3 separate regions of the Homo sapiens genome follow, and all the other regions are linked to region 3. A link is an interaction called in ENCODE POLR2A ChIA-PET data of the cell type or tissue named here. Cell type or tissue: MCF 10A. All regions are shown on one strand. Region 1 overlaps ADAM10 (ADAM metallopeptidase domain 10). Region 2 has its middle 35 kb from the start of LIPC. Region 3 overlaps MINDY2 (MINDY lysine 48 deubiquitinase 2).

The links. ChIA-PET counts read pairs that join two places held together with the same protein. Peaks named below come from ENCODE experiments on the same cell type or tissue, not always from the same donor. Only the 100,000 strongest peaks of a DNase experiment are listed, where the experiment ranks them.
Region 1: POLR2A ChIA-PET joins it to region 3 with 6 read pairs; 8 of 35 experiments call an interaction of 5 or more read pairs at or near these places.
Region 2: POLR2A ChIA-PET joins it to region 3 with 5 read pairs; 2 of 35 experiments call an interaction of 5 or more read pairs at or near these places.

The regions. Positions count from the first base shown.
Region 1 is chr15:58,737,164-58,741,163 of GRCh38, reverse strand. All of the region lies in intron 1 of ADAM10 (ADAM metallopeptidase domain 10), which reads left to right. Among named protein-coding and RNA genes, the nearest start is that of ADAM10, 11 kb to the left of the region's middle. In MCF 10A, no CTCF peak of the experiment used is centred here; no DNase peak of the experiment used is centred here.
Region 2 is chr15:58,394,737-58,398,736 of GRCh38, reverse strand. No RefSeq gene overlaps it. Among named protein-coding and RNA genes, the nearest start is that of LIPC, 35 kb to the left of the region's middle. In MCF 10A, no CTCF peak of the experiment used is centred here; a DNase peak (open chromatin) is centred at 2,346.
Region 3 is chr15:58,791,709-58,795,708 of GRCh38, reverse strand. The region is part of intron 2 of MINDY2 (MINDY lysine 48 deubiquitinase 2); the gene reads right to left. Among named protein-coding and RNA genes, the nearest start is that of MINDY2, 22 kb to the right of the region's middle. In MCF 10A, no CTCF peak of the experiment used is centred here; a DNase peak (open chromatin) is centred at 1,678.

The DNA.
Region 1 (4,000 bases), 55 kb after region 3:
ATCTGTTTTTGCTTGTATTGATGATGGCAGGACACACGTGTGCATACATTTGAACTTTGAATTTAGCTTTCAAAAGAACACATAGAATTCTCTATGATTTGATGGGGTATTAATTTACTACCCCTTTTCCTAGGAATTAAGTGGGATAATTTGTAAAAGTGCTAAAGACTTTAAAGTACTATATAAATATTATTAAAATTATGTCGTTTCCAGACCTGCTTTCATTTGGAATCTATTAGTTACAAAATACAGATGGATAAAATCTATTTTTAGTAGTTGGAATATTAGAACATCATTACCAAACATTAGAAAATAGAATTAAAGAAAATCCGTAATTCCTCCTTCAACACAATTTTATCACTTTTTAATATTAATCATGTAGTCTTTTAAAATGCCTATTACGAATTTATAGTATTTGTGTAGTTCTGTATACCTTTAAAAAACTAATGTATAGTTAATGGCTGGGTGTGGTGGCTCATGTCTGTGATCCCAGCACTTTGGGAAGCTAAGCTCGGAGGATTAGTTTAGGCCAGGAGTCTGAGACCAGCCTGGTTAACATAGCAAGACCCTGTTTCTATGCCAAAAATAAATAAATAAATACAAGAAAAATGTAAAGTGTAGTTAAAACGCATAAGTATGCAAAGCAGACACTGAGATATGTATAAGTAGTAAAAAATGAAATCATGTCATTCCTGTTTATACCATATTTTTTCTATTTTATAGATATTGCTGTTCTTTTTTTTTTTTCTTCCCTAGAGACAGAGTCTCGCGCTGATGCCCAGGCTGGAATGCAGTGGTGCGATCTTGGCTCACTGCAGCCCCTGCCTTCTGGGTTTAAGCGATTTTTGTGCCTCAGCCTCCGAGTAGCTGGGACTACAGGCACTTGCCACCAGGCCCTTCTCATTTTTGTATTTTTAGTAGAGACGGGGTTTCACCATGTTGGCCAGGCTGGCCTCGAACTCTAGACCTCAAGTGATCCTCCTTCAGCCTCCCAAAGTTTTGGGATTACAGGCATGAGCCACCATGCCGAGCTTTGATATTGCTGTTCTTTATTTCAAGCTTTATAGTTAAGTTACTGATCTGTGTCTTCACTAGAAAGACAATGTTAAGAGGGAAGTAACTTTATTCTTAGTCTTCATGTTTTAGGACCTAGCACAGTGTCTCACTCACATTAGGATTTTATAATATGTGTTATTAAGACTACAGAATTGTTAAATACATTGCTTAGGAAGTGGACTGGACTTCTGGATACATGTTATGCACCCGTTTTCATTCAGCAGATATTGGCATTAGTGAAGCAGCCTTCATGGTACTGGCTGTCAGCTATATTATGGAAATAGTCTCATTACATGAAACTGAATGTCATAATGATTTTTGTTAAAATTGGAATATTGCTGTAGTAAAATTAGAAAGTGACCTCCTCCAATTAGTACAGCATATTATCAGAACCCTCAAATGTGTATTATAAAGGTTAGGTATTCTAATCTAGCATAACGGAGAGGACAGTTTTGTTGACAGCTTTGGAGATGGATTGGCACTGATGCTTATAAATTGGTTCGGAAATCAGAATTTAATTTTGGCAAGAATTTATAAAATTTAAGAATTTATTTTTTGAAAATATTTATTTATTTATTTATTTATTTTTTTGAGACGGAGTCTCGCTCTGTCACCCCGGCTGGAGTGCAGTGGTGCTATCTCGGCTCACTGCCAGCTCCGCCTCCCAGGTTCATGCCGTTCTTCTGCCTCAGCCTCCCGAGTAGCTGGGACTACAAGCACCTGCCACCATGCCTGGCTAATTTTTTTTTTTTTTTTTGTATTTTTGGTAGAGACGGGGTTTCACCATGTTAGCCAGGATGGTCTCAATCTCCTGACCTCGTGATTCACCTGCCTTGGCCTCCCAAAGTGCTGGGATTACAGGCGTGAGCCACCGCGCCCGGCCCAAAATTTAAGAATTTATAAATTTTCTTGGTAGCCCATAAAATTCACTTGTATCCATCCAGTAGCAGAAATCTCTTAGTAACTCCATGATCTCTAGGAGCAGTAGGCCATTTAGTAGGGAGGAGCCCTTTTTCTTTAATGTAGAGCAAGCTTTGGCATAGTGGTTCTCAGCTAGGGGCAGTGGCGGATGTTTTGGGATATCTTATGGGAAAAGGGTGAGTTAATGACAATGGGTTTAAGATGAAATGCAGGGAGTGGGACAGATGTATATCAAAAGTGAGGTGGTGGCTGTGTGAGTGTGAAAGTGATGTAGGCAGGTTGAAAGTCATACTCTATTACTGTCTGTACTTGTGTCTTATTAGAAATTGTATAAAAGATTCAATATAACCCACAGGTTCAGAAAAAAAGAATAAAAAAAGATTGTATAAAAGAATTTCAAATCAGCATAGAAATCTTACGTACACATTTCAATTTTTTGATTTTTAAATTGTATTTCATAAGTTAGTGGTATAAATTTAATACATTCAATAGATTTTAATCATTCGTGTTTTCAGCCCTTTGTATATAATTTATAAAAGAGCTACTTAGACTTCTGAGCCAGCTTGTGTTATTTTTACTTCTTAGAGACTAGCTGATTTCAAAAAGTGGGTATGTTGAAATAGGCTTTTAATTGTAGACACTCCCTCCTATCTTGAACTTTAACTTGTAACTGTTAGGTGTAGCTGTTTGCTTCTAGAAGATGATTTGACTGATTTCTAGTGAAAAAATAGGTACTGGCTTAAGTTTGAATTCACATTGTAGAAGTAGCTTTTCAAAGAGTGCATTAAAGGCACTTAAATATATTGCTGGAATATAGGGCATGATAGTTCCTGGAAGCCTACCTTTGTCATACAGGAGAACAGTTTTGTTAGTGGTATTTAGTGCCTGAAGATCTGAGTGAATATGTATTATCAAATAAAGGAAGCATTGGTCAACACAGTATGATGCCTATGACATGTAGTTGATGACTCAGTAGGAAGGAAATATATTTTTATGTTGGGGAAAAATGCTGTTGGTACCTCATTTTGAAATTATGCAAGTGAAAAGTCTGTTGAAAACAAGTTGATTACAAGTAATTTTTTTTGAGGAATGCAAATATGCCATGCTTAGCTTACTCTTATATCCTCTCATTTATTGTAATTGAGTTTTTCTGTAAATAGGAAGATCTGTAATATCAAAACATTATTGCAGATTTTCCTCTCCCATTCTTAAGATTGTATAGCCAACTTTTTGGGTATAGATAGGAAAAAACTTGCTTGTTATATGATATTTCTGTCTCACACCAAGGTGATGATGGTGACCCACTATCAGAGAGTTATTCTTTGTTTTTTCTCCTGATGTTAATGAAATTTTCATTCCGTATTTTTTTGCACAATTCTTTAATTTAGTAGATTGGAACAGAAGATTGTAAGTTTTGGGTTCAAGGATTGGGAAGGAAGCTTTTGCTTAGAAGGGTACTTGGGAAGTAAGATGCTACCTACCCATGGAATATGGAAAAAAATCACAATGGCTGGCATTTGTTGGGGTACTTAATGCCAGGCACTGTTGTTAGATCATTTTGTGTATCATATATTAACTTGGTCTTCACAGCATCTCTATGAGATACGTGTTGTTATTTTCATTTTATAAATGAGAGAGGAGGATCAGGGAGGGTTACTTATCCAGAGTCAGGAAAGTCAAATAGTAGTTATCAGTTGAGGGAAGCCAGATCTTGCCTTTACATGTAGGCTAATTTTACCCTTAAAGCGTAATTTAGGTTCTTTGTACTTACAGTATTTGAAGAATTTGCCTTTTAGTCAGTCAGGTTCTTTATAGAAGGTATTTTATTTTTTGGATGTGAAAAAATGTTTACATTTGAGGGGAGAAAAGCAGCTTACAGAAAGAACACGCATAAAACCATTTCAGTTTTGTCATAGATAAATATATATGTAATCATTTTTAGAGAACAGATACCAATTTTCTGGGTAGTAAGATTCATAATGCACTTCTGTGATTAGGAAAAATAATTTTTTAAAAGGCGGAT
Region 2 (4,000 bases), 400 kb after region 3:
CAGGGATAATAATACCACCGATGTTAGAGGGCTTTTGTGAAGCACTGTGTATGCTCTATATGTAGGCACTGTGTAATGTTATTATTTGCCATTCCTTTCAACTCAGGGATTAAAATGTGCACATTTTCTGCTCTTCAGACAATCTTTTGGGGGTGAGGTCTTCCTCTTACCCAGGCATATCCGGAGAACCTCTCTCCGTTCACTTGTGCCCTAGAAGGTAAAAAGTCCCCACATCTACTTTTGCACTATGGTGTTGATTCCTCAGTAAGCACATGGCTGCTGAGCACTGCCTGCCTTTAACCTGGGTGCACAAGAAATCCTTATAAACAAAGAACGCAGCCAAACCTAATGAGTACAACATCATCTCAGGCTGCAGCAAGGAGGTTTGTCTCCCTCAGCTTCCCTGGGAGGACCTGCTCTCTGTAAGCTCAAAGCCTGTTCTGGCTAGCATGGATTAGAAAGAGTGGTTCCCAGCATCCCAGGCAGCTCTCTGTCTAGAGTGTTTTAATCACATGCAAGGCTGAAAGTCAAGGGAGGTAAGCAGCCCCTGCAGCCAGGAATTTTTTACCTGCCTGGGGAGGCTGGAGAGGGAGATTAGTGGGCTGCTGAACATTTCAGGCAAAGCAGCTAGCAGAGCCCAGAGACACAAGGTAAGGAGGCCTGTGGCACAGCCACATGGGGTCCAGCGTGGCTGAAATGTGGAGTGGGAGGCCAGGAAGGGCATTAGGGTCACACAGGGCCTCCAGTGGCATGTGGGACGGAGGGTCCCTCAGTTAACTGAGGGAGGGAGGGAAGCTATATCAGAACGCTTTTGATGGCAAGTAACATAAACCAACTTGCCTTAGCTTAAGCTCAAAAAAATACTTCATTATAGGGATTCAGTCTGTTTCACAGAACCCAAGGACAGGCTGCCGCAGTCCCGCAGGAAGAGGCTGGAACAGGGTGCAAAAAGCCATCCAGACACTTTCTCTCCTCACTGGCATGCTGCCCCTCATGAGAACTTTCTCTGCTTTTACAGTCCACATGGCAATAGCCTATCCCATAGCACCCAAGCTGATGTGCTGACACGTTTTTGATTTTACCTTCTCGAGAGAGGTTCTTTCTTAGTCCCAATTTCAGATGTCCAGGAAAGAGGCTCTGACTGGCCATCTGGGGTCAGGGGCTTGGCACTGGTTCAATCCAATGCTGCCACAGTGGGGAGCAGAGACACACTGCAGAGGCCCTCGGGGTGGATCAAAGTGGGCAGAGCTGGGCTTCTTCATGAACCAGGTAGATAGTACATGGGCTACCCCAGAGGAAGGATGGCACAAACTCTGGGGTCCCTTCCCACCTGAGGTGCTCCAGTTTGACCTTTCTGTTCAGTATTTGTCCTCTCCCCATCAGCAGTGTAGGGAAAAGCAAGGGTAGAGCCCGTGGCTGTGGTTGCGGGTTTGGGCTGAGAGGATGGGGGCTGCCTTGCTGTGACAACTTTGGAAACAATATTGAGCTCTGGAAGGTAACACAGTCCATAAATAGCAACGAGATCAACCTGGCTAACACTATTTTGGAAGCTGAGAAAATAAATGACAGCAAACTGCCAGGCAAACAGTTCTTCCATAAAACATGAAGAAATGCTTCCCTAAAAGTATCGCTTTTAAACATAAAACAAAAAGCAAATAGTGGCATCAAAATATAAGGAAAGGTGACCCACCTGTGATCTCACTCTGTTTTCTTTGCCCGCTCTTTCCTTTCAGCTTTTGTTCAAATGCATGCAGCATCTTACGTAGTTTTGGAGATCATAAACAACATTTTGTGTTCTGTATTATGTAACGACTAATTTCCATGCTGCCTTGTCATCTTCTTAACTATCTTTATCAGTATGCCATCCTTCAAATTAAGTATGCTATATTTACTTAGTACATAATTAAGATCTGATTTTAAATTTGAGACTGCGAAGTGAGAAGGAATCTTAGGAAATCACTGAGTCCAAGGAAAATGAACTTAGAGAGGAGAGTGTCTTCCCCCAGGGCCACAAAACTGGTTAATTCTGGACCCGGGACTCCATGTCATTCATTTTTTTTTCAAGTGTATGTTTATAATTACCCACCCGATGCCACATATCAGTGCACAGGTTTCATCTCACTTCATGACTCTTTCCACCACATCGTGTGCCCTAATTAACATTTGTTAGATAGAAGTCATTTCTTGTTTTTCTTAACAGAGGTAAGAGTGCTATTTCAACTCACTGTCATGAAAATAAAGGTTGTGGAGCTGAAATGAATAACAGCAATTTTAAACCAGACTGGTTTCGTGACTGGTAGATAAGTCAGCATGCAAAGACATTTATGTCTCCCAGGTTTGGCTGGCTTTCGCAATGCCCTTTGCAAACTCCACAGGGATTTTAAGCTTTAAGTCTGGTTATAAGCTTATGCAAGCTGTTAGTCACCTTTTTAGATGAAAAGCATCACAGGCTTATGCTCGAAAATGTTGTGTGCTTTGCTAGAATTCCTTTTGAGTAATTCAGCTATAGTATGATTTTGAGGGAGAAATGATGGAACAGATACATTTCAAAACACATTTGCATTTAAAAACAGGAGTTTATCAGCTGAAAGAACTTATCTTGAAAGGTACACATGCAGGGCAAATTTAGAACAAGCAGAACAATTTAGACATGATAGCTATGAATTATCCAAAAGCTTAAAATACTGAGGGCACTTGATCGTGCAGAATCCCAGACATGGGTTGAATCATGAATGTCTGGTGTTTTACTTTGGAAAACATATTGGAAAAGGAAATCTTGTCACTGCCATATTTTCACAGATCTTTCCAAAACATTCTAGGTGTGCATCCACACAATTGTCAACACATGTTTGACCAGAAACAAACAAGTGGAGTGACCTAAGCCTTTGGTACAGCGAAGAAGGCTCTGGAGTCAGGATGCTTGGGTTGGTATCTAGGTTCTGTCACTTACTAGATATGTGAACTTGGCTGGATCTCAGCTTCCTCATCTGCAAAATGAGAAAATCATTTTGAATGGATAGAATTGTTGAATTAAACTAATGACATTAAATCATGTAATGTAGCACCTCTCAAACTCTAACAAGCACACAAGTCACCTGGGATCACATTAAAACGCAGGTTCTTAGTCAGTAGGTCTAGGGAGTAAGCTGACATTCTGTATTTCTAACAAGCTCTGGGTGATGCCTGCTGGTCTCCAGGCCACACTTGGAGTTATGAGGATGCAAAGTGCCTGCTATGTGAGAAACATTCGATAGTGTTAGTTATTGCTATCCTTCAGGTGGATTTCTCCCTCTTTTTCTTTCCTACCACACCCCCAATGCTCTCGCCCACCTAATCGTCTTCCTTCTTTCCTTCTGCTTTCAAGAAGGCTTCCAGATCTTTCTGCTCTAGCTACACCTTGACAGGCGCTCATGATTGACTGCACATGAACTTACAGCATGTGTGTGTGAGGGAGACGGTGGAGATGCTGCCGTGGCCATACTCAGATTTGGAAAGGTCAGTTCCACTTCCATCATGCCACACACTATGACTTATACTTGTGAATTAAAAACAACTCAGTCTTTTCTGGGTTAAAATGGCCTTTGTAGCAATTAGTCAATTTGAAGTTCAGACTCCCTGTGGGTGATTTCAGAGGGTCTCCCCTCCCTCTGACATTCCTCAGTGCCTTCAAACAAGAGAAGCTTCTGCATCCTCTCTGCTTCAGGGAGAGGTTCCTGGTGAGAGTGCTGTGTGTCCCAGCTTCCTCTGACCTCCAGCGGGACTCTTTCTGGCCATGGCCTCTGTCCTTGTGCACCTGCTACTGACACATTCATGGTGGGGTCCCCTGGGTGTGCTCTTTTAGCACCTTCCGGGCTTGGTGGCTTCCTTGTTGATGTGATGTCCATCTCTGACCTCAATGGCCTTATAGAACCTCTGGCAATCAACTGTGTCACTTGGCGACTCACAATGGCCACTCAAGCCCAGCCCCTTGCTCTCAACTCTGTATCCCTCACTAGCACAT
Region 3 (4,000 bases):
CGATAGGCTGGGCGCAGTGGCTCACGCCTGTAATCCCGGCACTTTGGGAGGCCGAGACGGGTGGATCACGAGGTCAGGAGATCGAGACCATCCTGGCTAACACGGTGAAACCCTGTCTCTACTAAAAATACAAAAAATTAGCTGGGCGTGGTGGCAGGCGCCTGTAGTCCCAGCTACTCAGGAGGCTGAGGCAGGAGAACGGCGTGAACCCGAAGGTGGAGCTTGCAGTGAGCTGAGATCGCGCCACTGCACTCCAGCCTGGGCAACAGAGCAAGACTCCGTCTCAAAAAACAAAACAAAACAAAATAACACATACTATATATCTACAGTATTAAAATGTCCTGAAGTGAGCCATTAGGACAAAAGTGTCTATAAAGGCCCCTCAGAATGGCAATAACGAAAAGAAAGTTGAAACACTGCTCCACCTAATCTCTGCATGCTGGGAAACTTCAAGGGAGAATCTTGGACCCCTCTTCTTTTCTCTATTATCTTATCAACTTCCACAGATTTATTTATTTATTTATTTATTTTTTGGAGACGAGTCTCGCTCTGGTGCCCAGGCTGGAGTGCAGTAGCGCGATCTCGGTACACTGCAAGCTCCGCCTCCCAGGTTCACGCTATTCTCCTGCCTCCGCCTCCCGAGCAGCTGGGACTACAGGCGCCCGCCACCACGCCCGGCTAATTTTTTTGTATTTTTAGTAGAGACGGGGTTTCACCGTGGTCTCGATCTCCTGACCTCGTGATCAGCCCACCTCGGCCTCCCAAAGTACTGAGATTACAGCCGTGAGCCACTGCGCCCGGCCCAACTTCCACAGATTTAAATACCATTTTTATACTGATGACTTCTAAATTCTTATCTTGAATTTCAGTGTTCTCTGTAACTCATAGTCTGCCATTAGCAAATTCCCTAGGTATTCAACTCCTCTGAATGTTCCCTTCACCTTATTATCTGAGTATTTGGCTCTGTCTTGACGACAATGCAGTTCTCTTAAGTGATAGTTCTGTTCTCTCTCATACTTCTTTTACCAGTGAACCTCAAAGTGGAATAGGTATCCACTTGCTCCTGTCATTCTCTCCCCACTTCCTCCCTAAACTCCTCAGTTTTAAAACTCAGATAATTCTACCCATTATCTACCCACCTTGTTGCAGTTATCTCCTGACCTTCAGGCCAATCCCCTTTATTCTTAGCTCACTTTCTCCAACAAAAATCCCATAATTTTTGGTAATTTCAATATGTATGGAGATGTCTCTTCCAATACCCTGCCTGTCTGTTCCTTGACCTCTTCTCCAACAAAAATATTTTATTCTTAAAACACACACACACACACACACACACACACACACACACACCCCAAAAAAAACTTTTATTCTACTTTATCTCAGAAACTCATTTCCCATGGTAATACAGTTTCATTATTACCAAAAATTCCTCAGCTCTATCAGGAATCAAGACCTACAATCCATTAATCTCATTACATTTTCCTTCAACACACTTACATCATTTCCTCTTTACGCAGCTTAAATTCTATGGCCCATAATTATAATCACTCTCTATACACACCTTCATACCTTAGATTCCTCCCCTCCTCCCCCACCGCACAACCCTGGCCCCACCACTGGCAACATGTAGAGCAACATACCCTAGATTCTTTCGTCAACACGCTCATCAGGCAAAAGTCCAGCTCTGGTTAAATCCTGGCCTCCCATTATTCAGGCCTGGACTCGTGCAGCTGAACGTGACTGAGAAAACATAACACCATGCTGGCTGGTTTCACTAACCTCAAAGGTAACACCCAAAAATCATACCACAGCTCTCTAATCCATTCAATCTCCCATTTCTCTAACCAATTATTTTATACCTTCCCTCTTACTTTCAACAACTCCTCCCCTCATCCTCACTCCCAGCTGATGACTTTGTTTCCTATTTCATTGAGAAAATAGAAGCACTCAAGAGACGCGCTGCAACCACATCCACCCACCTACCTGCACCTATTTGTAATACAGTCTGTCTTTCCTCCTATTACCATGGATGAACTATCTAAGGCTAATTTTTCTATTTGTATAAAGTATTTTTTGCAGTTCCCTTTCTCTAGTTTTCTCTTTTATAAAATGGCTTTGAGGTATAATCCACATACGATACAAGCTACTCACTTAAAATGTACAATTCAATTATTTTTTGTTGTATATTCACAGGATTATGAAACTATCATCATAATCTAATTTTATTTTTTAAATTTATTTATTTATTTACTTATTTTTTGAGACAGTTTCTCACTGTCGCCCAGGCTGGAGTGCAGTGGTGTTATCTCCACTCACTGCAACCTCCGACTGCTGGGTTCAAGCGATTCTCCTCCTCAGTTTCCCAAGTAGCTGGGACTACAGGCATGTGCCACCACACCCGACTAATTTTTTGTATTTTTAGTAGAGACGGGGTTTTGCCATGTTGCCCAGGCTGGTCTTGAACTCCTGAGCTCCAGTGAACCACCCACCTCAAGCACCCAAAGTGCTGGGATTACGGCGTGAGCCACTGTGCCAGTCCCATGATCTAATTTTAGAACATTTTGGTCTTCCCTAAAAGAAACCCTGTACCCATTAGCAGTCAACCCCCATTTCACCCCATCTCTTCCCCAGCCCTAAGCAACCACTAATCTACTTTCTGTCTCTATAAATGTGCCTATTCTGGTTTTTTTAAACTTTCATTTTTTAGAGATAAGGTTCTTGCTCTCTCACCCAGGCTGGAATGCAGTGGTATGGTCATAGCTCATTGCAGTCTCAAACTCCTGGGTTCAAGTGATCCTCCCACCTCAGCCTCCCAAGTAGCTGGGACCATAGGCACGCACCACCAGCCTGGCTAATGGATGTTTCATATAGATGGAATCATACACTATATGGTCTTTTGTACTTTGCCTCTTTCACTTAAAAGTTTCAGGGTTCATCCATGTTATAGCATGTATTCGTACTTCATACCTTTTTATGGCTGAATAATATTCCACTGTACAAATCTATATTTATCTGCTCATCAGTTGATAAGACATTTCGGTTGTTTCCATTTTTTGACTACTATGAATAATACTGCTTTGAACATTTTTCTTTTTTTCCCCCTGAGACAGAGTCTTGCTCTGTCGCCCAGGCTGGAGTGCAATCGCATGATCTCGGCTCACTGCAACGTCCGCCTCCCGGGTTCAAGCGATTCTTCTGCCTCATCCTCCCGAGTAGCTGGAATTACAGGCATGTGCCACCACGCCCGGCTAATTTTTATGTTCTTAGTAGAGACGGGGTTTTACCATGTTGGCCAGGCTGGTCTCAAACTCTTGACATTGTGATCCACCTGCCTTGGCCTCCCAAAATGCTGGGATTACAGGCGTAAGCCACCGCGTGTGGCCTGAACATTTTTATACAAGCTGTATGGACATACGTTTTCACTTCTCTTGGGTAAATACCTAGGAATGATATTTCATGGTCATACGGTAATTCTGTTTAACTTTTTAAAGAATTGCCAAACTGCTTTCCAAAGTGGCTGTATTATTTTACATTTCTACTGGCTAGGTGTGAGGGTTTCCAGTTTTTTCTTGTTTCCAGTCAGGTTTTCATTCCATACACTCATCAAGGTTATCAATGACCTCCTTATGGCTAAATCAACAGTCAATTTTTAGTATTCCTCCTGCCTGAGCTATTAGCAGCATTTGATTCAGCTCATCTCTCACTCTTCCTTGAAACATTTCTTCATTACGATTCTAGGAAATCACAGCCTCCTATTTTTCTTCTACCTGGCTGACCGTGCCGGCTCTTTCTCCTTCCCCACCTTCTAATCACTGGCATATCCCAGACTCGGTCTACTGACCTTTTCTTTTATCTACTACATTCCTTCCCTTAATGATCTCACCCAATCTAACTACTGTTTATATATGTTGTCTGTAAATATATATTTACAGGCTAGACTTGTACTGTCTAATACAGTAGCCAGTAGCAATATGTGGCTATTAAATTTAATTTATATTAT